Linked DNA regions of Homo sapiens: region 1 is linked to region 2. The links are chromatin loops, found by intact Hi-C in ENCODE. Cell type or tissue: PC-9. All regions are shown on one strand. Each heading gives the region's core, and the rest is flanking DNA. Links, peaks and the distances in the headings are about the cores only. Region 1 has its middle 40 kb from the start of KLHL7-DT. Region 2 has its middle 160 kb from the start of CDCA7L.

Evidence for each region. Hi-C counts contacts between places; a loop is a spot of excess contacts. Peaks named below come from ENCODE experiments on the same cell type or tissue, not always from the same donor. Only the 100,000 strongest peaks of a DNase experiment are listed, where the experiment ranks them.
Region 1: a loop joins it to region 2, with 11 times the contacts of the local background. A loop is called at or near these places in 10 of 110 quality-filtered maps.

Annotation. Positions count from the first base shown.
Region 1 is chr7:23,064,468-23,067,386 of GRCh38, forward strand. No RefSeq gene overlaps it. Among named protein-coding and RNA genes, the nearest start is that of KLHL7-DT, 40 kb to the right of the region's middle. In PC-9, for the core only: no CTCF peak of the experiment used is centred there; a DNase peak (open chromatin) is centred at 1,704.
Region 2 is chr7:22,102,064-22,104,982 of GRCh38, forward strand. No RefSeq gene overlaps it. Among named protein-coding and RNA genes, the nearest start is that of CDCA7L, 160 kb to the left of the region's middle. RefSeq lists a silencer at 1,633-1,722. In PC-9, for the core only: a CTCF peak has its summit at 1,818 (motif pointing right); a DNase peak (open chromatin) is centred at 1,808; H3K27me3 peaks cover 934 bases.

The DNA.
Region 1 (2,919 bases), core at 190-2,689, 960 kb after region 2:
GGCTTTAGATAAATTTTAAGTAAGTGAAGTCTCTCCCCTCTGAATTCTGCTTCCTTGGAGGGAAGGAGAAGAAATGCACAGCAACCTGCCTAATATGGTTTGGGTTTGTGTCCCCACCCAAATCTCACATCCATTTGTAATTTCCAGTGTTGGAGTAGGGGCCTGGTGGGAGGTGATTGGATCATGGGGGGCAGGTTTTCCCCCTTGCTGTTCTCATGATAGTGAGTGAGTTCTCATGAGACCTGGTTGTTCAAAAGTGTGTGGCACCTTCCTCTGTGCCTTCTTTTTCCTTTTCTAGTCATGTAAGACACGCTTGCTTCCCTTTCGTCTTCTGCCATGATTTTGAGTTTCCTGAGCACCCACCCCCGATCCCCACTATGCTTCCTGTACAGCCTGTGGAACTTTGAGTCAATTAAACCTCTTCTTTAAATAAATTACCCAGTCTCAGGCAGTTCTTTATAGCAATGTGAGAATGGACTAATACAATGCCCCTCGTTCCAAATCTCTTGAAACTTGAATGTTTCCCATCCTCTGAGATAACCTGGGAGTGGGTCATGGGCAGATGACAGCAGAATAAATGTGGCCAGCCCAAGGTGGCCAGCCTTTTCTTTAGGATGTGAGAATAGCTGATACCTATTGTATTATTTTTGCCCTTTGAAGCCTCCGCCAAAACTCTGAGATAGCAGGAAAAGTTCATGTAATATCCTATTCCCAAAGTACATTATAGTATTAAGTAATGTTTTAAAATTAATGCCTCCTTTTGGAGATTTTTCTTTCTTTTTTTTAGAGACAGGGTCTCACTCTGTTGCCCAGGCTGGAGTAGAGTGGCACAATTATGGCTCACTGCAACCTCCAACTCCTAGGCCCATGCGATCCTCCTGCCTCATCCTCCCAAAGTGCTGGGATTACAGACATGAGCCACTGTGGCTGGCTTTCTCTCACAGATTCTTAAATGGCTCTTTCAAAAACAGTGCCCACCCCCCATCCAGTTGAGGAAGATCACTGTTTTATATATTAAAAATATTAAATTTTCTTGAGGCTCCTCCTGGGGCCTGAGGAATCTTTGAATCTGTCTAAATTTGGTGCCTAGAATCAAGAACCAGTAGGGACCTCAGTTCAGATGTAACAAAATATTGGCCGGGTGCGGTGGCTCATGCCTGTAATCCCAGCACTTTGGGAGGCTGAGGGTGGCGGATCACGAGGTCAGGAGATTCAGACAATCCTGGCTAACAAGGTGAAACCCCGTCTCTACTAAAAATACAAAAATTTAGCCAGGCGTGGTGGCATGCGCCTGTAGTCCCAACTACTTGGGAGGCTGAGGCAGGAGAATTGCTTGAACCTGGGAGGCAGAGGTTGCAGTGAGCGAGATTGCACCACTGCACTCCAGCCTGGGCGACAGAGTGAGACTCCGTCAAAAAAAAAAAACAGATATAACAAAATATTTAACCTTGGAGACCTGTAACCAGTGACTGAATCTGACAAGTTTTGCAGCAAAAATTGAAAATCTTGAGACCCTGATGCCATGATACAATTAGGGTCTCCTAAGTTCATAGGATTAGTAAGGATCTAAGAGATCAGTAAGACCTGAGCGTGAGACACCACTTCAGTCACTTGTTTGCTTCCCTTGTGACCAAGGGCAGCTCTTTAGGGTTGAGATACTCATATAAGGTCATGAAACAGCATCAAGATGACTGCATTCTGGAGGTGTGAACACACAACCTTAGTCTCACTGGCCTCATGCTCATGCCAATTAAGTTAATATTGCTGAGAATAGTGAGTAATACAGAAGCAATCTCTAAAATGCTGTTTCTGTCTTTGCCTAGAATGGTTCTAAAATATCTGCAGCTCTCCTCTTGACTGAATAATTAATCTAAGAGTCTGAATTGTCCCATAAAGTTTATGTCAATGTGATTCTGAGTTTTAAAAAGACTTTAAAGGTCCAGGGAGAGAGATGAAAGAAACACTATCTTCTACGAAAAAGGCTGTAACTCTCAGAGTATCACTTCACAAGGCACAATGCTATCAAAGTGTTTTGTCATCAAGGTATATCTGCCAACCCCAGCTGCCAGGACAGTAAGAGAATAGAAGCAGTAGGTATGACCTTTCCCTCTCATTGGACAAATCAGCTGATCTTCCAGATTTTGGCAAGTCCTGATGGAGGTAGAGATTGGTTTGAAACCTCCTATAGAAAATTCTATAAAACTCTGCTCTGGTAGGATTTTATAAGCTGAATGATGTGTATGACATCGTTTCCATTTCGTGAAAGCACTGAAAAGCGAGTAGCATTAACACTGTCAATTAGGGCTCTGATTACAACAGTACTCTTAATCAAGATCCTAATCTTCCCAGATGACTGGTAGAAGAGATGTATTTCCTTCTGAGAGGCTGAATGCCAGAGTGGCAACTTATTGTCCTAAACCTGTATATCCTATGGTCTCACCACAGATGACACAGGGATCATGACAATGCAAATCTTTTGATCAGCAATGAAGGGTGGATGATAAACAGGACAGGGATTCCTATTGCTTACCCCATAATGATAGGTAATTTGATGATGACAAATTTATTTCTCTTTCCTATTCCTGGATAATTCTCATCACCCCTGGCTGCCCAACAACCCCCCCAAATACACAAAAACATAAACTCCATGGCTGTCAGGTATGTCTAAGATTGATCTCCACCATGTTGCCTTAAGAAGGTTATTGATCTAAAGATGGAAACAAATCTGATTTTCTGAAATGCTATTCAACTCGTGCCCTGACAAACGTAAAGTGTCAGTGTAATAGCAGCAGTGTTTTGAAAAAAATCACATGCTTTTCTCTTTTGTTTTTCCTAGTCACGATCTTCTCTTTAAAGAGTTCAAAGCATCTGTCTGTGTGATTTGGGGGGAGGGTAGTAATTAGGAATGAAAGAGGCAAC
Region 2 (2,919 bases), core at 273-2,772:
GGACCTTTTCACTGGGATGACTGCCCTTAACCATCTTCGATTTTGTTTGATTGTACATGTTGGTCAGTACCTTTGATAGCTGTCCATTCATTCTGTCCCTAGGGTTACTGTGTCCTGTCACCTGTCTCCATTAATGTTCAGACTCTGCTGTCACTGTATTAGTAACCACCTAGCTTTTGTGATGACTGACCACAACCACCTTCTCCATTGTTTGGGGCACCTGTTGGCCTCACTGCTGTCTGTGAATTCAGTTCTGTGATGTTCTATTTTATCATCATCCCTTGGCTATGGAGGACGGTCCCAACACCAGTGCATTCTTCATCACTTTGCTGAAAGGTGTGTTCTTCAGGTCCTCCGCCAGAGCAGTCTTCCGGGGGGTTTTCTGGGCTAATAGTGGACCCACTGCAGCATGCACACGGTGATGCTTCTACATGCCAAGGAGCACCAAAGATTGCCAGCAAACCACCACAAATCTCAGTTCATTTTCCAGGGCTGCTGTCACAAACTACCACAAACTAGGTGGCTCAAACTACAGAAATGTATCATCTCACAACTCTGGAGGCTAAAAGTGTGAGATGAAGGTGTCAGAGGCCTGGCTCCTTCTGAGAGCTCTGAGTGAAGGGTTTGTTCTGGGCCACTCTCCTTGGCCTGTGGATGGTGGTCTTCTCCCTGCGTCTTCACAGCATCATCCCTCTATGCATCTATCTTCAAATTTTCCCTTCTTTTTTTTTTTTAGACGGAGTCTCGCTCCGTCGCCCAGACTGGAGTGCAGTGGCGCAATCTCAGCTTACTTCAAGCTCCACCTCCCGGGTTCATGCCGTTCTCCTACCTCAGCCTCCTGAGTAGCTGGGATTACAGGCGCCCGCCACCACGCCTGGGTAATTTTTTGTATTTTTAGTAGAGACGGGGTTTCACCATGTTAGCCAGGATGGTCTCGATCTCCTGACCTCGTGATCTGCCTGCGTCGGCCTCCCAAAGTGCTGGGATTACAGGTGTGAGCCACTGTGCCTGGCCAAATTTTCCCTTCTTAAAAGAACACCGGTCATATTGGATTAGGAACCCTACTCAGCTCCAGAACGACCTCACCTTTACTTCACTAATTACATCTGCAAAGGCCTTGTTTCCAAATAAGATCACTTTCTGAGGTGCTGCGGGTTAGGACCTCAACATATGGATTTTGGAGGACACAATTCATACATAACAATATGTATGGTAGCAACGATTATTAAACACCTTTTATAAATTCATGACTTCAAAGGAAGAGCTCCTGAATCCCGGTTTTGGGACGCAGGGAACATTACCCCAGTGGTAGTGGCCCATGTACCCCCACATTCTGTACTACGGGACACACGGGCAAGCCTCCAGCTTCTTGGAGGATGGACCCACGTGGGTGACATCTGCAGGTATAGAATGAAGTACAGGCAAGAGGAGAGCAGGAAATGATTAATGAATATTCATAAACTGTGATTTTTTTTTGGATTTTAAAAAGATGCTTTCTTAAACTTGTCTTCTTTTTATATTCTCTTCGATATGTTGCCTCAAGCACAAAAATGAGGAAAATTACTGCACTAACAATCTGATGAAAAAGTTGGACTGTTGGCTTTCCTCAGCTGATTTGTGGTCACTACTGGGCTCTCGTTGTCTTCTTGAAGTCTCACTTTAGCTCCTGCCAATCAGACAGCCTCAAAGCCCAGTGTCGGGCAGTTTGGATCTGAGTCAAGCAGTAATCAGAGCGGTTAGGCTTAGTCAGTATTCTCTGAATGAAAATTTTGCCGATGAACCTTTTTCTGCAGAGCGGAAGTGGCTGGGCACCCTTGCGAGATGAGAACCACCAGATGGCGCTGAATCCTCAATAAGAAAAGAGCCTGGTGTGTCTTTCAGGCCCTGAAGGCATGATAATCTTGGGGACCCACAAAAGTGTTTTCATTTACTTTAAAATCAGAAGAAAAAAAGTGAATATAATACTCTTGGATTATATTCACTTTTTTACTAATGCAATCATTAAATATACTTTCTTTCTTTTTTTTTTTTTTTTGAGACGGAGTCTCGCTCTGTTGCCCACGCTGGAGTGCAGTGGCACGACCTTGGCTCACTGCAAGCTCCGCCTCCCGGGTTCACGCCATTCTCCTGCCTCAGCCTCCCGAGTAGCTGGGACTACAGGCGCCCGCCACCATGCCCGGCTAATTTTTTGTGTTTTTAGTAGAGACGGGGTTTCACTATGTTAGCCAGGATGGTCTCGATCTCCTGACCTTGTGATCCGCCCGCCTCGGCTTCCCAAAGTGCTGGGATTACAGGCGTGAGCCACTGCGCCTGGCCCTACTTTCATACATATACTTTTAAAAAGTGTGTGTGTGTGTATAGAGGCAGGGGCTCAGGGAGCCAAAGTACGCAGGAGTCATAATGGGGACCCGGCCTGGTTGTTTTTCTGTATCATACGTGGGATGTGGATCAAAAGTGTCAGTGAATTTCATGTCAGGTCCAGGCGTGTCTCTCTTTGTGGACGTCTTTCAATTGTATGCATTCATGTATTTGTTTAACTCAATAGGTCCCTTCTCAGTCACATGTTCTTTTTTTGTTTGTTTTTGTTTTTGTTTTTTGAGACCAGGTCTCTCTCTGTTGCCCAGGCTGGAGTGAGGTGTGATCTCGGCTCACTTCAACCTCTGCCTCCCAGGCTCAGAGGATCCTCTCACCCCAGCCTCCCAAGTAGCTGGGACTACAGGTATGAGCCACCAAACCCAGCTTAAATATATATATATATATATATTTTTTTTTTTTGTAGAGAAGTGGTTTGCCATGTTGCCCAGGCTGGTCTCCAACTCCTGAGCTCAAGCGATCCACCCATCTTGGTCTCCCAGAGTGCTGGGATTACAGGCGTGAGCCACTGCACCCAGCCCCACATGTCCTTTTGATTCTACTTCC